2 separate regions of the Homo sapiens genome follow, and region 1 is linked to region 2. The links are chromatin loops, found by intact Hi-C in ENCODE. Cell type or tissue: chondrocyte. All regions are shown on one strand. Each heading gives the region's core, and the rest is flanking DNA. Links, peaks and the distances in the headings are about the cores only. Region 1 has its middle 28 kb from the start of SLC13A2. Region 2 holds the start of FOXN1 (forkhead box N1).

Region 1 (9,646 bases), core at 586-8,585, 59 kb before region 2:
TAATTTTTATATTTTTGATAGAGACAGGGTTTCACCATGTTGGCCAGGCTGGTCTTGAACTCCTCGCTTCAAGTGATCCACCCCCTTCAGCCTCCCAAAGTGCTGGGATTACAGGCATGAGCCACCGCACCTGGCCTAGATACTAATTTTTTATCAGGTATTTGATTTGCAAACATTTTCTCCCATTCTGTGGGTTGCCTTTTACTCCGTTGACAGTGTCTTTAATGCACAAAATGCTTTTATTTTTATTTTTATTTTGCTTTATTTATTGATTTATTTTTTGAGACTGGGTCTCCTCTGTTGCCCAGGCTGGAGTGCGGTGGCGCAATCACAGCTTACTGCAGCCTCAACCTCCCAGGCTCTGGTGATCCTCCCACCTCAGCCTCCTGAGTAACTAGGACTACAGGCATGTGCCACCACACCCAGCTAATTTTTTTGTATTTTTTGTAGACAGGGTTTCACCATGTTACCCAAGCTGGTCACGACATCCTGAGCTGATGCACGATCTGCCTGCCTCGGCCTCCCAAAGTGCTGGGATTACAGGTGTGAGCCACTGTGCCTGGCTTATTTTAATTTTCTTTAAGTTTGATTTGTCTATTTTTTCTTTTGCTGCCTGTCCCTTTGGTATCATATCCGAGAAATCATTGTTAAATCTAATGTCATGAAGCTTTTACTCTATGTTTACTTCTAGGAATTGTATTGTTTTAGACCTTACACTTACTTAGGCCTTTGATACATTTTGAGTTAATTTTTGTATATGCTGTAAAATGGTCCAACTTCATTCTTTTGCATGTGAATAGCCTACATAATGGTGTGCTATTGAGCATCTCTTCCCAGCTCTGTATTCAGTGGTATCACATTGATAGCTTGGAATCAGACATAATGGGAGTATTTACACAATAGTAATTGGCAAATACTACAAAACGAGACTTTTTTTTTCAGGGATCTACTTGTTAAATGTTTATCAGCACACCATTGGATGTACAACTTTGAATTGCATCCAAAGAATAAAATGGAGTGAAGGATGAATAGATGCATGTTAAAGCAAATATAGTAAAAAGTAGAATCAAGATGGGTATGTATCATATGTTCACTGTTCCATTATTTCAACTTTGTTTTATATTTGAAATTTTTCATACTAAGATGTTGGGAAAAGTAAAGTGGGGAAAGGCAGCAAAAAAAGAGAGACACTTTATTTTTTTATTTTTTTTGAGATGGAGTTTTGCTCTTGCTGCCCAGGCTGGAGTGAAATGGCGCAATCTCGGCTCACTGCAACCTCTGCCTCACAAGTTCAAGCAATTCTCCCGCCTCAGCCTCCTGAGTAGATGGGATTACAGGTGCCCACCACCACACCCGGCTAATTTTTTGTATCTTTAGTAGAGACGGGATTTCTCCATGTTGGCCAGGCTGGTCTCCAACTCCTGGCCTCAGGTGATCTGCCTGTCTCAGCCTCCCAAAGTGCTGGAATTATAGGCATGAGCCACCATGCCCAGCCAAGAGACACTTTATATACTAGGGGAAAATGATATAAAAGATGCTTGACATCTCATAAGTAGTAACGAAGGCCAGCAAACAATGGAACTAATTTTTATTTTTTTCAAGAGAAAGGTTCTCACTATGTTACCCAGGCTGGAGTACAGTGGCTATTCACAGACACAATCATAATGTACTATATCCTTGAACTCCTGGGCTCAAGGGATCCTACTGCCTCAGCCTCCTAAGTAGCTGGGACTACAAGCACGCTCCACCACGCCCAGCTTGGAGCTACATTTTTAAAGTGCTGAAAGCGGGGAAAAAACCGTCAACCCAAAATTATATATCCAACAAAATTATCCTTTAACAATGAAGGTGAAATAGTGACATTTTCAGTTAAACAAAAGCTGAGATAATTTGTCACTTGGAGACTGCACCTCAAGAAGTGGTAAAGAAAATTATTCACACTGAAGATAAATTATACTACATTATACAGATCTACAGAAATAAATGAAAGACATTGGAAATGGCAAATTTGTAGGTAAATACAGAAATTATTTTTTCTTTTCTTAATCTCTTTTTAATATATTAAAATTCAGTTATCCATAAAAGCAGTAATTTAATCTGAAAGTAAAACACAAGAAGCAATACTAGAGTTTGTTTAATATATTATGTTTTAGCTTTGAAAGCCATAGAAATCAATTATCCCAGTTTTCTTCCTATAAAAGACCATTTTTCCAAAGCCTTATATGAAAACAATTTTAATTTGAATATAATGACAGATGATATTTCATAATATTTAAAATATAAAGTGAAGTCAATGACTCAAAAAAGTTATCACTGCGATGAGTTTGAGGGGAAATTTCATCATTTATATCATAACAGATATAAAACATAATGGTACAACTTTTTAGTGCTTGACAGGAAGGAATCATGATTTTAAAAAAGGTCAATATGAAACACTTTAATCATAGTAGAAATATCTACCATTTGAAATGCATCCATGCTCTTTAGTATACTCACATTAAAGTATATTTATTTTCACATGTGTTATAACTGCTACCGCAAAGGAAAAATATTGTCTTATTTTCCAAGAAATACACACAGAACATTTTTTTCTTCATGGAACTAGTGCAAACCAATATAAGATCTAAATTCTTCACATAATATGTAAAACAGGAGAAGTTCCTCAGATTGATTTTTTGAAGTCTAGAATGCTGGCACTTTCCAAGTAGGCAACAGTTCATTCCTGTAATCTGGCTCAGAGCTGCTGCTGACTATGGACCTGGAGCAGCAAACATGATTTCTTTTTAAGTTTCTTCTTTTCCACTGGTGTTTTTCTATTTATCTGTGACCAGGTCACAAAATAGCTCATTAAAGTTTAACTTTGAGCCGGGCGTGGTAGCTCACGCCTGTAATCCCAGCACTTTGCGTGGCTGAGGCGGGTAGGTCACTTGAGGCCAGGAGTTCCAGGCCAGCCTGGTCAACATGGTGAAACCCTGTCTTTACTAAAAATACAAAAATCAGCCGGGCATGGTGGCGGGTGCCTGTAATCCCAGCTACTCGAGAGGCTGAGGCATGAGAGAGAATTGCTTGAACATCACTTGAGCCTGGGAGGCAGAGGTTGCACTGAGCTGAGATGGTGCCACTGCACTCCAGCCTGGGCGACAGACTGAGACTCTGTATTAAAAAAAAAAAAAAGAAGTTTAACTTTGACCTTGCAAAAGGTTCTAAAAGGCACAGTTATACCACTGTCTGCCTGTTCTTTGCCAACTACTCACTCATCTCCAGGTCACATTTATTCCCAACAAAATCATTGAAACATCTTCTGTGTCCTTAACCTATAAAATCTGTTCCTTCAGGTCCTGTAAGTCATTAAACATGGACTGAGCTGTTATAGAATACACTAGTGTGGCCAGGCGCGGTGGCTCACGCCTATATTCCCAGCACTTTGGGACGCTGAGGCAGGCAGTTCACGAGGTGAGGAGATCGCGACCATCCTGGCTAACACAGTGAAACCCCGTCTCTACTAAAAATACAAAATATTAGCTGGGCGTGGTGGCAGGCGCCTGTAGTCGCAGCTACTTGGGAGGCTGAGGCATGAGAATGGCGTGAACCCAGGAGGCGGAGCTTGCAGTGAGCCCAGATTGCGCCACTGCACTCCAGCCTGGGTGACAGAGTGAGACTCCGTCTCAAAAAAAAAAAAAAAAAAAAAAAAAAGAATATACTAGTGCAGGCCAGGCATGGTGGCTCACACCTGTAATCCTAACGCTTTTGGAGGCCAAGGCGGAAGGATCACTTGAACCCAAGAGTGTGAGACCAGCCTAGGCAATATAGTGAGACTCCGTCTCTACAAAAAATAAAGAACTAGCCGGGCATGGTTGTGCACATCTGTAGTCCCAGCTATTTGAGAGGCTGAGGCGGGAGGATCCTGTGAGCTAGGGAGGTGGATACTACAATGAGCTGTGATCGCACCACTGCGCTCCAGCCTGGGCAACAAAGTGAGACCTGTCTTTATAAAAAAAAAAAAAAAAAAAAAAAGAGAATATACTAGTGCAAACCCTTGGCTATTCTTCATACACAAATCCCTCATTGCTGTAAGTTGCTCTGTCCCTGCTATATCCAAGATTTTGAGCATGCGCTATTGGCAATCTTCTTCAATTTGCTTTTGGCAGGAATCTTCTATCATTGGATCATATTTTTCAACAAAAATTCCCTGAATAAACTAAATTGTCAGAGTAGACTTCCTAACACCTCCTGAACCAAGGACCATTAGCTTGTACTCATGCATGTTAGGGTCTGTTTAAATACTGACAATCTAGTAAATGCCATTGAAGGTGCTGTGGGACACACATGCTTTTTTTTTTTTTTTTTTTTTTTTTTGACAAGATCTCCCTCTGTTGCCCAGGCTGGAGTGCAGCGGCATAGTCATAGTTCACTACAGCCTCAAACTCCTGAGCTCAAGGGATCCTCCCACCTCGGCCTCCCAAAGTGCTGGGATTACAGGCTTGAGCCATCTCTCCCAGCCCTCACACTCTTATACACAGGATAACCGCCCTGTGGGAATCTATTCCTATCTCCTTCCCCTCCTCCTCCCACCTCTCAACCGTGGCTTCTGCCCCGGCTCTGCATGGTGATGGCCTCTGGAGCACTGGTCTCTTTTCACAATTTTTATAAAGTATAACTATTTTTTAAAAAATTAACAGCTTTGTTGAGCTATAATTCACACACCCTACAGTTTCCCTATTTAAATGTACAATTAAATGGTTTTTAATATTTTCACAGAGTTGTGCAACCATCATCACAGTCAATTTTAGAACATTTTCATCACCCGCTGCTATGAACTAAATTGTGTTCCCCCCCCGGAATTTGTATGTTGAAGCCCTAACCCTCAGTATCATTGTACAGCAGTTTCCTCTTACAGTATAATGGCACAGAAAGTAGTTTTACTTTCTTCAATTTTAGTTACCCGTAGTTAACCATGGCTGAAAATATTACATGGAGAATTCCAGACATAAACAATTCATGGGCCGGGCGCGGTGGCTCACGCCTGTAATCCCAGCACTTTGGGAGGCCGAGGCGGGCGGATCACGAGGTCAGGAGATCGAGACCATCCTGGCTAACACAATGAAACCCCGTCTCTACTAAAAATACAAAAAATTAGCCGGGCGTGGTGGCAGGCGCCTGTAGTCCCAGCTACTCGGGAGGCTGAGGCAGGAGAATGGTGTGAACCCGGGAGGCAGAGCTTGCAGTGAGCCGAGATCAAGCCACTGCACTCCAGCCTGGGCAACAGAGCAAGACTCCGTCTCAAAAATAAATAAATATATAAAAAATAAATAATAAACAATTCATAAGGTTTTTGTTTTGTTTTGAAACAGGATCTCAGTCTGTCGCCCAGGCTGGAGTAGAGTGGCATGATCATGGCTCACCGCAGCCTCAATCTCCTGGGCTCAGATGATCCTCAGCCTCCCAGGTAGCTGGGACTACAGGCACATGCCACCACGCTCAGCTAATTTTTTGTATTATTTGTAGAGACAGGGTTATGCCATGTTGCCCAAGCTGGTCTCGAAGAATTGTGTGCCATTCTGAGTAGCGTGATGAAATCTCACGCCGTCCTGCTCCATCCCACCTGGGACATGAGTCATCCCTTTGTCCAGCATATCAATGCTGTGTATGCTACCTGCCCATTAGTCACTTAGCCACCTTGGTTATCAGATCGGCTGTTGTAGAATCACAGTGCTTGTATTCAAGTAACCCTTATTTTACTTAATAATGGGTCCACAAAGTGCAAGAGTAGTGATGCTGGCATATTGTTATAATTGTTTAATTGTATTATTATTTTTGTTAATATCTTACTGTGCCTGATTTATAAATTAAATGCTCTCGTAGGTACAAGAAAAATGTAGTATACATATGGTTTGGTACTATCTGTGGTTTCAATCATGCCCTGGGGGTCTGCAATAAGGGCGGACTAGGATATGTGGAGATGGAGTCTTTGACAGGTAATTAGGTTTAGATGAGCTCAGGAGGGTAGAAGCATCAGGATAGGACTAGTGCCTTATAAGAAGAGACACAGGAGAGCTTGTTCTTGCTCTTTTTCCACCATGCAAGGACACAGTGTGAAAAGTGGCCATGGGGCACATGTTCTCAGGACCTCCTCGAGCTGTGTCATGGGGGAAAAAAAAAAAAAAAGGAAAGAAAGAGAGAAAGAAAATGGCCATCTTCAAGCCAGGAAGAGAGCCCTCACCAGAACTCGACCATGCTGGCACCCTGATCTTGAACTTTCAGCCGCCAAAACTGGGAAGAAAGTTTCTGTTATTTAAGCCACCCAGTCTATGGTATTTTGTTACGGCAGCCAGACCTAACTAAGACACCCACCAAAACAAATAAACAAAAACAAAACCTGTACTTGTTGGTAGTCAACTCCCCTTTCCCCAGCACCTCCTCCACAGGTCTAGGCAACCGTTGAACTATTTTCTGTCACTACAGATTTTCCTATTCTGTACATCTCATAAAAATGGAATCATACAGCTTGTGGTCTTTTGTGACTGGCTTCATTCACCTAGCATAATGTTAAACAAAAAATAACATTGTATTTTGGGGTTTACAATGTATGTATAAATAAAATATATGACAACAGTGTTACAGAAGAAAGAGAAGTAAACAGAATTATATTATTGTAATTCTACATAGGCTGTATATTTTAATAACTAGCTCAACCACTAAAAATAAAAAGAGGCATAACTAAAAAGCCAATAGAGGAAATAAATAAAATAGAGTTCTAAAAATATAATCAGTTAACCTAAAAGAAGGAAAGAAAGGCGAATTGATGTACAAATAGACGGGATAAATAAAAAACAAATAGCAAGATGTTAAACGTAAATACAACCATTTCAATAATTACATCAAGTATAAATGGACTAAGCCATTCAATTAAAAGGCAAGAGATTTACAGACTGGGGGAAAAAAAGACCCAACTATTTGTTATCTACAAGAGATGTACTTTAAATGTAAAGACACAGATCAGTTGAAAGTAAAAGGATGGAAAAAGGATATAACATGCTAACTGGAAGCATAAGAAAGCTAGTGTAACTATTTTAATATCAGATAAGGCAGACTTCAAGACAAGGAGTATTGGCCAGACACAGTGGTTCACACCTGTAATCCCAACACTTTGGGAGGCTGAGGCAGGAGGATTGCTTGAGGTCAGGATTTGAAGACCAACCTGGGCAGCAGAGTGAGACCCTATCTCTACAATACATATATTTTAAAATAAATAGATAAAATAATTGAGACAGGGTCTTGTTATGTTGCTCAGGCTGGTCTTGAACTCCTGGACCAGCCTGAGCTGGTCCCAAAGTGATGGGATTACAGGCATGAGCCACCACACCCGATTTCAATTATTTAAAAAAAGAAAAGACAAGAGTGTTACCAGAAATAAAAAGAGACATGACCATAATGACGAAACAGTCAATCCTTCAGAAAGCTATACCAATGTTAAACATGTTTGCACCTATAACAAAGATTCAAAATATATGAAAAGGCCAGGCACAGTGGCTCACACCTGTAATCCCAGCACTTTGGGAGGCTAAGGCAGGCCGACCACTTGAGGTCAGGAGTTCGAGACCAGCCTGGCTAACATGGTGAAACCTCGTCTCTATTAAAAATATAAAAATTAGCCAGGCGTGGTGTTGCATGCCTGTAGTCCCAGCTTACTCCAGAGGCTAAGACAGGAGAATCGCTTGAACTCAGGAAGCGGAGGTTGCAGTGAGCCGAGATTGCGCCACAGCAGACCAAGACTGTTTCAAAAAAAAAGACAAAAACAAAAAATATATATATGAAGAAAAACTGACAGAGCAAAAGGGAGAAATAAGCAAATTCACAACTGTAGTTGGAGATGTTTACACCTCTCTCAATAATTGATGGATCAAGTAGATAATAAATCAGAAAACATAGATGATTTGAACAATTCTAACAACAAACTTGACCTAATTGACATTTATAAAATGCTATTTACAGCAACTGCAAAATACACATTCTTTTCAAATGCAACTAGAATGTCCACCCAGATAGATCATATTCTGGTCCATGGTCTATTTATTGAAGCTCGACAAATTTTACCAGATTTTTCATGTGGGATGAAGCCAACATGGTCCTCTAAAGGAAATTTATAGCTTTAAATGCGTATATTAGAAAAGCAAGGGGCTGATAATCAGATAGGTCTTAAATTAAGAAGTCAGAAAAAGAATACTGAAAAAAAAAGAAAGCAAGCATGTTCCCATGCTTCCACCAGGGAACACAAGAATGGTTCCATTGAACTGGAAGTTGACACTGTCTCCTAGACTTTTGGGGCTTTTCTACCATTGAATAATCAGGAAAAAGATGAGATCAAAATATTGGATCATTATTGGTTATTGATCCTGATTTTCAAAAATGTGAAATAGAAGAAATAGGGTTGCTGCTGTACAATGGGAGCAAAAAAAAAGAGCTACTTAGAATCTAGGGGAATATCTTGCAGATGGCTCCTAATATCATATTTAGGGGTTAAAAGTTAATAGAAAGCAACCTCATAAGGGCACCAAGGGCCCAGATTCTTTAGAAATAAAGGTCTGGGTCACACCACCAGATGAAGAGCTGCTGGGCTGAGTTGCTGGGCTGAGCTGCTGGTTGTGAGCTAAGAGAGCATGGAATGAGTAGTGGAAGGAGGAAATTACAAAGATCAACTCTGGCCTAGCGATCAGTTGCATAAATGAGGACTATAGTATGCACCCATATTTTCTTATTTGCTGTGTTGACATTTTTTATGAATTTTCCCCATTTTATAAAAATATTTATTTTTTGTTAGTTAACTTTACAATCTATTTGCAGAATACCAAGGCAGGACTATGACAGAATTAAAAGAAAATGGGACATTACCCAGAGATCCTAGTCTTGGAGCTAGATGCAGTAAGTCTTGGGGCTTTCAAATGTCCTCCTATGGGGGGAAGAGTAAGTTCATTTTCATTTGTACACAGGATAAATAAATTATGAGTTAGAAGAGTTTGTTGTTATTGTTTTGGGAATTTAAATATGAAAGCAGATGTTGGGCAGCCAAGGGGAGGAGTGCAGTGAACATGCATCATGCTTTGTGTATCTTCTGAATAGGTTTTCTATTTGGGGAAAACTAGGATCTTTTGAATAGCTTTCCTATTTGGGGGGCATTCCTGACATTATGCAGTTCATCTTACCAACAGAGGAGCTAGAATTTCTTTTCCCTTGCTGCTAGAACTCAGGCTGTGACTGAGGCTCTATACTATTTTTTTAACTTTTATTTAGGTTGAGGGGTACCTGTGCAAGCTTGTTATATAGGTAAACTCAGGTCACAGGAGTTTGTTGTACAGATTATTTTGTCACCCAGGTACTAAGCCTTGTACCCAATAGTTATTTTTTCTGATCACCTCCCTACTCCCATCCTCCACCCTCAAGTAGGCCTCAGTGTCTGTTGTTCCCCTCTTTGTGTCCATAAGTTCTCATCATTTAGCTCCCACTTATAAGTGAGAACATGTGAATTTGGTTTTCTGTTCCTGCATTAGTTTGCTAAGGATAATGGCCTCCAGCTGCATCCATGTTCCCACAAAAGACATGATCTCATTCTTTTTATGGCTGCATAATATTCCATAGTGTATATATACCA
Region 2 (9,646 bases), core at 1,171-9,170:
TGAAGGAAGGGCCCGCCAGCCAGGTCAGGTTTACACAGGCAGCCCGGCAGCTCGGCTCCACACACACTCCAGGCTGCGGCAGGTAGATGGGCCCTGCTGGGACTGAGTCTGCAGCCTCGCTGCCCAGGCACCCACACCCCATCATTGATGGCTTCTAGGAAGTTAGCAGTGAGCTTTGGGTGTCTCCTACCAGCTGGACTTGTGCGGTGCTGGGACTCAACAACTTCTGCGGTAGTGAGCATCCCATTGCTAAGATCAACAAGTCTGGAAGTGACTTGAGGACAGTCTGCCTGATTCGAGCTGTGTCCCCAGTTCCTCCACAGGGCCTGGCACAGCAAATAGTGCATGAAGGAGGAATGTGTGGGAACTATACGGGAGCTTCTTGCTCCCAGAGGGAAGCTGGACACGCTCCCCTCCAAGCCTCTTTCCAGACTGCCGTGTGTGGAGTGCTGTGTGACTTTGAGAAATATCTTGACCTCTCTGGGCCAATGTCACCTTAAGCTCAGCAGATAGGCCCAGATTTCTGAGCCGACCCATAGTGTTCCCCTGACCCTGTCCCCTGAGGTCCTGGGAGTGTCCCTGTTTCCCTACTCCCTCCTCCTGCCAGCCAGCACCAGCCCTCTATGGCAACCACAGGGCCCAGGGATAGGTGGAGCTTGTTAGGGAGCTTGTGGAGGCAGGAGCAGGGCTGTCCACACCACTCTCTGAGTTCACCTGGACCTGGGCCCCGGCCAAAGTGCGCTCTAGAGGTTAAGGTCATTGGCCCCAGAGTAGGCTCCTTGGGGGCGCAGGCCATGACTTCCTATCTCCTCACAGTCTTGGAGGGGAGGCTGCTTTCTGAAGGAGGGAGGGAAGGGTGGAGGAAGCTAGGGAGTGTTGGGTCAGGGGTCGAGTAGAACTGGGTGGGTGAAGTTCTGGTGGAGTACCAGTCTCCAACCCTGCAGCCTCCACCCCAGTTTGGCAAGGGAAGGGGAAGGGGGTGTGCAGAGGAGAAGGCAAGGAAGGGAACAGAGCAGCCTAGTTGGAAAGAATGTGACGGGGACTCAGAAGAGTGCTCTGAAGGGTGGAAAGACCCACAAATGTGTGTACGTGGAGTCACAGATCCTTGGGTACCCACAGAACCCATAGACACATGCACAGACATGGATACCCGGGAACACACAGTTACACACATTCACACACAAACACTCATGCATACAACATTACAGGCTCTCACAGCCTGAAAGACACACAGGACCACCCCCAGAAACACACACAGACATACACAGCCACAGCCACCTGTACACACACAGTCGCTCAGACGCCTCCGCACCCCGTGTCAGACCTGAGTGTTCTCGCTGCATGTGGCTACCCACATTTAGACACAGATTCTGGCACGGACATACCCAGTAGCACATTACAGCTCCACAGACTTCAGGCGCACCCATGGTGACACGTGAAAGTGAGAACACAAATGTAAATACGTACACACTCATGCAGAGGTACACATGTACTTACACAGACACTGACACCAGTGAAAACACACACACCCCAGCATTGCTTCTCCCACCTCCACAGCAGGAGGGATTAAGACAAGAGGTGAGAAGCCCTCCCCACCCAGCAGGACTCTGTGTTCCTCCCCCACCGACCCCCCCACCAAGCTCTCAGATTGGAAACTCCCTGGATTTCCCAGGGGGTCAGCCAACCAGAACAGGCTCAGACCTCGGCCCAGCTGCCCCGCCACACGCCCTCCACAGCTCTGGGTGCTTCTCCATCAGCCACAGCCAATGAGCTGTCTGCTCTTCCCCAGGAAGCTCACCCTAATTAACCCCAGATCTCCCCACCCCTTCTTTGACATGTGGTCCCTGGGCCTCAGGGCCTCATGGCAGCTTTGCTTGGGCCCTGTTCCTCTGTGGATGTTCTTCAGTGTCTTGCACACCAGTGGAGTGAGACTTGGAAAGCAGCAGGCTCAAATCTTGGGAACTCACTTTGGAAAAGCAAGTCCAGCCTGCATGAGCGGAAGCAGACAGAAGATGGCCAATCCAGATGCAGGGTTCAGGAAGGGGTCCCCCTCCTCCATCACATTGGGGCTCCCAAGGGTGGGCACATGCTCTTCCTTCTTCCTAGCGTCCCTAGGGTCTTTCCCCAGACTGAAGCATAGCAGACATGGGCCCCAGGGATTTCCATCCCCAGCCAGGGCTGTTTTCTGGCCCAAAGCAGCCCAGCCCTGGGCACAGCTCAGCAGCATACAGTGAACTGCTTCTGACCTCCAGTATTCAGAGGGACAGAGCTTTCTCTGGCCCCAGCCTGTCTAAGCATCTAGCTGCAGCTCCTCCAGGCCAGAGCCCAGCTCAGCTCCATCTGAGGACCTGAAATGAGGGTGCTGGAGTGTGTGGGACCAAAACTCCAGACAAAAGTCCTTTCCCAATACTGCAGCAGCTGGAGTTGAGGCTAGACACCAGGACAGACTTTCTGGGCCTAAGAGAGAATTCTGGAGGGCTGGTGTGATGAGAGAAGGAGGGGATGGTCCTATCTAGAGACAGAGGAGAAACACCTCACAAATCCCCTTTCAGTCCAAGGACTGTGGCAATCCCAAGGTTCCTGTTTCAACTCCCAGACTGCATGCAATGAGGAAGTCATGCTTCCCAAAGGAAAGAGGGAGCCAGAGCCAGAGCCTACACCCATTCCTGGGGCAGAGGTGGATCCTGATTTGGAAGAGAAAGAAGTTCATCTCACCCGCCAGAAGCAGTCTCACTGTGGGAGGTGATAACTACAGTCTCTCCTGGGCATCCCATCAGGGCCTCCCTGAGACCCTTGGCCCCTGAATTAATTTGCATTTTCTTGATTTTTAATGAAGTTGAAAATCGTTTCACTTGTGTCTTGGCCGTTTGTATTTTACCTGTGAATTGCTTGTGTCCTTTGCCCATTTTTCTGTGAAATCATCTTTTTATTTATTTAGAGGAGCTCCTTATATATTGTGGCTATTAACTCTCTATCTGTTACATATGTTTCAACACTTTCTTCCAGGCTATGTTATGTCTTTTAACTTTGTTCATGTTACATTTTGCTCTAAAGAAATTTACAGTTTTTATTTAGTCAAATCTGTCAATGTATTCCTTTATGGCTTCTGCATTTGATGTCATGTTTAAAAATGCCTTTCTCCACTCCATAATCATAAAAATATTTCCTATATTTTTTCTATTTGTTTGTATGATTTTCATTTTTACATTAGATTGTTAATCCATCTAGATTTTTTAATGTACAGTGTGAAGTAGGATTTAACTTTATTTCTTTCCAATGGAAAGTTCATTGCCCCAACTCCATTTATTAAATTTTTTACTTGCTACTTTAAAATACTTTACAGTCCAGATGTCGTGGCTCAAGCTTATAATACCAGTGCTTTGGGAGTTTGAGACCAGCCTGGGCAACAGAGCAACACCCCATCTCTACAAAAAAAAATTCTTTTTTAACTAACTGAGCATGGTATAACTGTAGTCCCAGCTACTGGGGAGGCTGAAGTGAGAGGATCACTTGAGTCCAGGAGGTGGAGGCTGCAGTGAGCTATGATCTTGCCACTGCACTCCAGCCTGGGCAACAGAGCGAGACCCTGTCTCAGAAAAATAAAGTAAAATACCCTACTATTATATATCTATTTTAAAATACCTTGTTATCATATTCCCATTTCTCACAAATATCCAAGTTTATTCTGGACTCTATTATCTTCCATTAATTTATTTATTTCTGTATCAAAGTTGCAGCTTTAATTATGGAAGCCTTATTGAACATTTTGAAAACTGGCAGGGAAAGTTACCTCTGTTAGTCTTCTTTCTCAAAAAGCTCCAAGCTATTCTCATGTATTTACCCTTCCCCCAAACTATAGAATCAACTCGTCAAGTTTAGGGGGCAAAAAATCCTTTAGACTTTTGATTTGAATTACATTCAGCTTCTATTTAGAGGAGAACTGACATCCTTACAATATTATATTCAGCCTTCCTGTTGTTGCTGTTTTAGAGACAGGGTCTCTCGCCTTGTAGCCCAGGCTGGTGTCAAAACTCCTGGGATCAGGCGATCCTCTCACCTCCCGAAGTGCTGGGATTACAGGCATGAGCTACCATGCCTAGCCTTTTTTTTCTTTTTTACTTTTTTTTTTTTTTTTCAGCCTTCCAGTTCAGTAACATGATATGCCCTTATTTTTTATTCAGGTCTTATTTTATGTCTGTCAGTAAAAATGTATTGTTTTCTTCATGTAGATTTCATGCATTTCTTATTAAGTTTATTCCTGGATATTTTGTATTGTTATTTTTGTGAGCTAAATCTTTTTGTCTCCTTTTTTTTCTTTCTTTTTTTTTTTTTTTTTTTTTTTTGAGACAGGGTCTCACTCTGTCCCCCAAGCTAGAATGCAGTGGCTCACCGAAACCTCTCGGCTCACTGCAACCTCTGAATCACTGGCTCAAGCAATCCTCCCACCTTAGCCTCCCAAGTAGCTGGGACTACAGGCGCGTGCCACCCCACCCAGTTAATTTCTGTATTATTCGTAGAGACAGGGTGTTGCCATGTTGCCCAGGTTGGTCTTGAACTCCTGAGCTTAAGAGATCCACCCGCCTCAGCCTCCCAAATTGCTGAGGTGTGAACCACCGTGCCCAGCTATCTCCTATTTTAATTGGTTGTTTTAGCTGTATAGAAATGGTTTTGATTTTTATACATTGATATATTCTGCTATCTTACTTCATTCTCTCATTTGTTGTAATAGTATTTTAGTCGATTCTCTTCGATTTCCTAAATAAGCACAACATTTGTAATTCTTGAAGGTTTTGCATCCTTCCTTCTTATATTAATGCCTTATTTCTTTCTCTTATTGTACTGGTTGGGGCTTTCAGAATAATGTTCATTGATAACAACCATGGCAGCCTTCAACTTACAACTTTTGTGGTTTTCTGTGCCCAGAGTATCCATACAGAAATATCTGTGAGTCTAGAAATAACAATTAGCTCTGTGTACATCAGATAGAAGCAGTTAGCAAACACCCAGGTCTTGATAGCTGCCCTTTCACTGTGAAACTCCGTAGACTATTAGGGTTAAGGGAGCAGAGCTTTGACTGCTACTGTGAGTCCCAGAGAAAGGTGGATTGAGTCAGGGCCCCTCTCCTAACCCCAGAACACAATTCTTATACTGGAGTGGGCATGCCAGCACGTCCTCATTTCTTTCCCAGCACCACTGGCCTTGGTGAAGAGAAAGGAGCCACTTGTTTACTGAGCATCTACTATATACAAGGGGTTGTGCTGAGAACTTTAGACATATAAATTTATTTAATCCTCACAACCACCCTGTGGGTGAGTATTACTCCCTTGTTAACAAATGAGGAAACTGAGGCTCAGAGTGGGGAGTATGGAAGATCACACAGCTAACCATCACTTACAAATGGGTTCATTGCTGTCTGCCCCTGCATCCTCTTTTCTGAAATGGATATTTAGTACAGAACATTTTCCGCCTCCACTAAGAACTCTCTAAATGTTTTAGCATGCTCCACACTTGTGCCAGATGACCACCACTGTGCCCCGGCCAGGGTTGATATTACCTCTCTCCTTGGAATGAGATAGTCACTGGGGAAGAGCTGACTTGTCCATACCCTCAGGCCAGAAGCCAAATCCCAGAACTTGCTGGGCAGCAGTGCTGGTACTAGGTCCTTAGAGCCTTTAGCTCCAGGAAGAGACACAAGTGGGCTTAGAGGCCAGTGCAAGGGTCAGGGAGATGGAGGAGGGAAAGAATGACCAGGGACAGGAGACAAGGGGATGGAGGGCAAAGAAGATGAAAAGGAAGCAGAGAGAAGGAGGTGAGGACAGGGTCTGGGGGAACAGCAGAGAAAGCTGTCAGGGAGCAGGGACAGGCTCCAGGCCTGAGTCCAGCTGGGACCAGGGAAGCCAATTCCTAGGGCTTCACCCTCAACATGAACTCTAAGGGGCCAGAGACCAGGGCAACAGCCACTCAGGTTTCTGTTTCTATCCTCCAAATAATGAAGAGTAGCCTGGGATGAAGACACAGAACCAGGGAGCCCCCATCTCCACCCCCACAGACACCCACATGCTCACACAGGACTAGGTTGCTGACCCACAGCAGAGACGTGTGCACAGACATGAGCATGTCAACACACGGACGACACACGGGCCTGGGTCCGGGGACACAGAGACACAGACACAGGGGAAGACATGCAGACACACGCCCACCCAGGAGACAGATGTACAGACCCAGGGAGAGATGCAGACAGACTCGCATGTATCTGCCCCTGAGGGAGAGGGAGATGGGAGTCACCAGCACATGCTCCAGTGGGTGCACACGCCCCCACCCACAAGGAGACACCCTCGAGGTGCTGCGGGAGCTGTGGAGAGACAGACAGATGGCCGGCCCCATGGACAGACAGTTCCCAGCAAATCTGTGCTAATGCTTGGCCCTTGAAGGGCCCAACCTGTCCATGCCGTGCCTCAGAGAACCCTGGGCTGCCACCCAGCGCTGTTCCCCAGAACCTCATGAGTGGGCTCCATGAGCATACATGTGGCGGCCAGGCTCTCCTGACACACGTGCATGCTCCAACAGGCCTGTGCCCCACCTGTGGGTGGGGGGGCGACATCTCCCTTCTGGAGTGCAGGCGGGGGCCACGGGACAACCCCCTCCTCTACAAGCCACAGGCTGTGCGCACTGGCAGGGACAGGGGAGGGGGCCTGGGCTAGCTCAGGAGGAGGGAGGGGTTGGGGGGCCAGGGTGCGGCTGGGGCGGGCACGGGAGCCGGTACCTGTCAAACAAGAGCCAAGGAGCAAACTAGCTTCTTAGTCACCTTTCTCTTCTCCCCGTTTTGGCGCAGCCCCTCCGGGCAAGGGGAAGCTGATATCATAATTATTGGCTCACCTGGCAGCTGCCTCCCCTCACCTGATGTCAGCACAGACACAGGACGGCCGAGCTGACGGACTGACAGACGGACAGAGCTCCTGGCCCCCCAGACCCGGGCCCCCACGCCGACCTGCTTCACTGAGCAGGTAAGAGGAGCCCCGGCCCAAGTCAGCCGTGGAGGCCAGCAGGGCCGGGCTGGGGCACGGGGAGGGCGTTCGCCTTTTTAACGGGGCTCAGGAGTGACGGGGAGCACCCAGGTTCTCACTGCAGCTCAAGGGAGACTCAGAATTCGGGTGAGTGCCTGGAGGCCAAGGGGCACCCCTTCCCCCACCTCCCCCTCCAGTTCCTTTTCTAGGTTGTCCAACTTTAATCCCTCTTGCTGTGGTGTGGGTCTCATTCTGGTGTGTGCTGGATTTTGTGTGTGTCTCTGTGTGTTGGAGATGCGCTCACCCACCCTGTGCTGGGAGGAAATGAGGACTCAAAAGTGTTAGATCTGGAAAACTAGAGCTGAAAGGCAGGGGGCCAAGTTCTCCATGTAGTGGTTTTCCAGGTGAAGAAGGGAGAGCCCAGCTCTGGGAGCTGGGGAGCACCAAGGGTGTGTGCAGATCAAGGAATTGCTCAACATCTCCACGCAGCCTGGGCTGGGGTCTAGATGCCTGGGCCCATGCAGAGGCCTGGGTTGCAGAAAGGAGATGGTGCACCTTGTGGCGAAGCAGACAGGTGGCAAACAGGTGCTGTGGCCATGAGTTGATGCTGGGCTTAGGGCAGAGTCGCCTCCTATCCCCAGCTCCATTTCTCTCCCGCAAGACCCCTAAGGCAGAGTCCTGGTGAGCAGAGCTGGGCCAGGCAGGGAGCCCTGAGGCCTTTGGGGCCTAGAGTTGGGGGCGTGGGAAGTGAAGGCCCTTAGGGAAGTGGCCGAAGCAGCAGGAAGCCCCTGCCAGCTCCCCCGACTCCTCCCCACCCACTACCCGCTCAGATAAGGTTCTGGCATTCCCCGTGGAGTCCCCCAGGCCCTCCCTAAATATCCAAAGAAGCCCGTTGGATGAAGAGTAGACTCTAGCAAGTGGGCGTGTTTGCCTCTTCTCTCGGCACCTACAGGCATGGGGGATATGTCTGGATGTGCTTTGTGGCAATGCACAACTGGTCAGTGGGAAGGGACCCGGGCGGAGGGGCTCATCTTGGGAAGTCATCCTATCCATCCCCTGCCCCTATGCCAGTCATTGCCCACATCGGGCAGGGCTGCCCCTCCTAGTTTTCCTAATCCCTGAAGGAGAAAATCTGGTCAGTTTCCTCACAATCATGAAGTCCTTCCTGGAGCCTCTCTGAAGTCTTTACTGCTGCAGGGTCCAGCTCTGCTTGCCCGGTAGCCTTCTTCCTCCCGCACTGAGGAACACTAGTTCCTCGGATCCGAGGGCGGCGTTGCACTGCAGTCCTGTCCCCACCGGGCTTGGCTCAGAACCTTTTACCATCTTGCTCATTCCCTGACCACAAGACACAGGCAGTACAAGGGCACCCCGAGTGGATGGGGGAAGGGGCAGGGCCTCCTATCCTGGTCCCTTTCTCTTGTGGCTCTGTGAGGGGTCCAGGGTGAGCCAGGCAGGGACAGAGCCAGGCTGAGTCCTGGAGAGGGGCAGACGGGGTGAGGGCTGCCCCAGGTTGGGGATCCTCAAAGGCGAAGGAGCCACAGGGAGAGGCGCATGTCCTCCCGGCTCCCCGCCCAGCCCCGCCCCGCCCGCGCTGCCTGTGCGAGCTCAGCTCCCGGCTCCAGGGCCTGCCGAGGCACGCTGCACCCCCAGGCCCGGCGCCTCACTCACTCCCAGAGCCAGAAACCTGTTCTCCCGGGAATGCCAGGGAGTTCTCAGAGGACTTTATTTCCCAGGGGCTCAGGGAGCCCCAGAATCTTCTGGACCAGTGGGTCCTGGGAAACTAGAGAAAAATTAGGGGGCTTAGGACCCCTCCCTGCTCCCCAGCTTTGTCTCATCCACGCACTGACGCCACATTGCCTCCAACCAACAGCCGTCTTCACCGTGAGAAGGCTTCATCGCGAGAAGGCTTAGGAAAGTTAAAGACAAGGGGGAAAGCCCACTGGTGACATGCACCTTCTGTCATGTGCCATCCGTTGCCTCAGGGAAAGCCTTCCTTTCCCCCCATCCCCCAGACAGTCCCATCTGGCCTCTAAGAAAGCAACATATCGCCTCTTTCCTTGGACTCTTCACCTTCTCTAGCTAGGAAGTCCTTCCTGATGTCTAACCTCTCCCTTTCTGGCTTGAGTTGACACCTGGTCTTCATGGACCAGCAGAACCCCCATTGCCTGCACAGGGCCCAGGCACATAGGCAGAGACTGTTCTAAGTCACAATGAAATGCCCTGGTTGCTTGGGCGCTGGCAGGGACAGAAAGGCCCCACTCTCGCTGCGCCTCTTATTCTCTCTGACTCCACATTCTGACGAAGTTGCGGTCCACTTCTGCCTGCCTCCCCATCTGCCCATAACAAAAGGATGGAGGGGACCGAGGTCCTGCAGGTATGCCCTCCCCTCTGTCCTTCCAAATCACAGCCTGCCATCCCTGCTGTGGCTGGCAGAGGGGAGTTCAGGAAACCAGGATTGGCTTCTGCAGCAGGAGTGACTGACAGAGTTCAGAGAAAGTTCTCAGCATTTTAGGTTGAGTTTGACTGGACTATGTGACCACAGGAGGTGGTTTCCTGAGTGGAGAGGCAACCATTGATCTGGGGTGGGTGGGGTTGGGCTGGCAACATGCCCAGGAGCTGGGGAAGGATGAGAGGACCTCCAG

The links. A loop is a pair of places that touch in the nucleus more often than their neighbours do. Peaks named below come from ENCODE experiments on the same cell type or tissue, not always from the same donor. Only the 100,000 strongest peaks of a DNase experiment are listed, where the experiment ranks them.
Region 1: a loop joins it to region 2, with 2.5 times the contacts of the local background. A loop is called at or near these places in 2 of 110 quality-filtered maps.

What each region holds. Positions count from the first base shown.
Region 1 is chr17:28,441,302-28,450,947 of GRCh38, forward strand. It overlaps the pseudogene LOC101060112. Among named protein-coding and RNA genes, the nearest start is that of SLC13A2, 28 kb to the right of the region's middle. In chondrocyte, for the core only: no CTCF peak of the experiment used is centred there; no DNase peak of the experiment used is centred there.
Region 2 is chr17:28,499,440-28,509,085 of GRCh38, forward strand. FOXN1 (forkhead box N1) reads left to right here and starts at 6,909. Exons shown (of 9, transcript NM_001369369.1): 1 at 6,909-7,004. RefSeq lists a silencer at 1,709-1,905 and an enhancer at 8,160-9,112. In chondrocyte, for the core only: no CTCF peak of the experiment used is centred there; no DNase peak of the experiment used is centred there.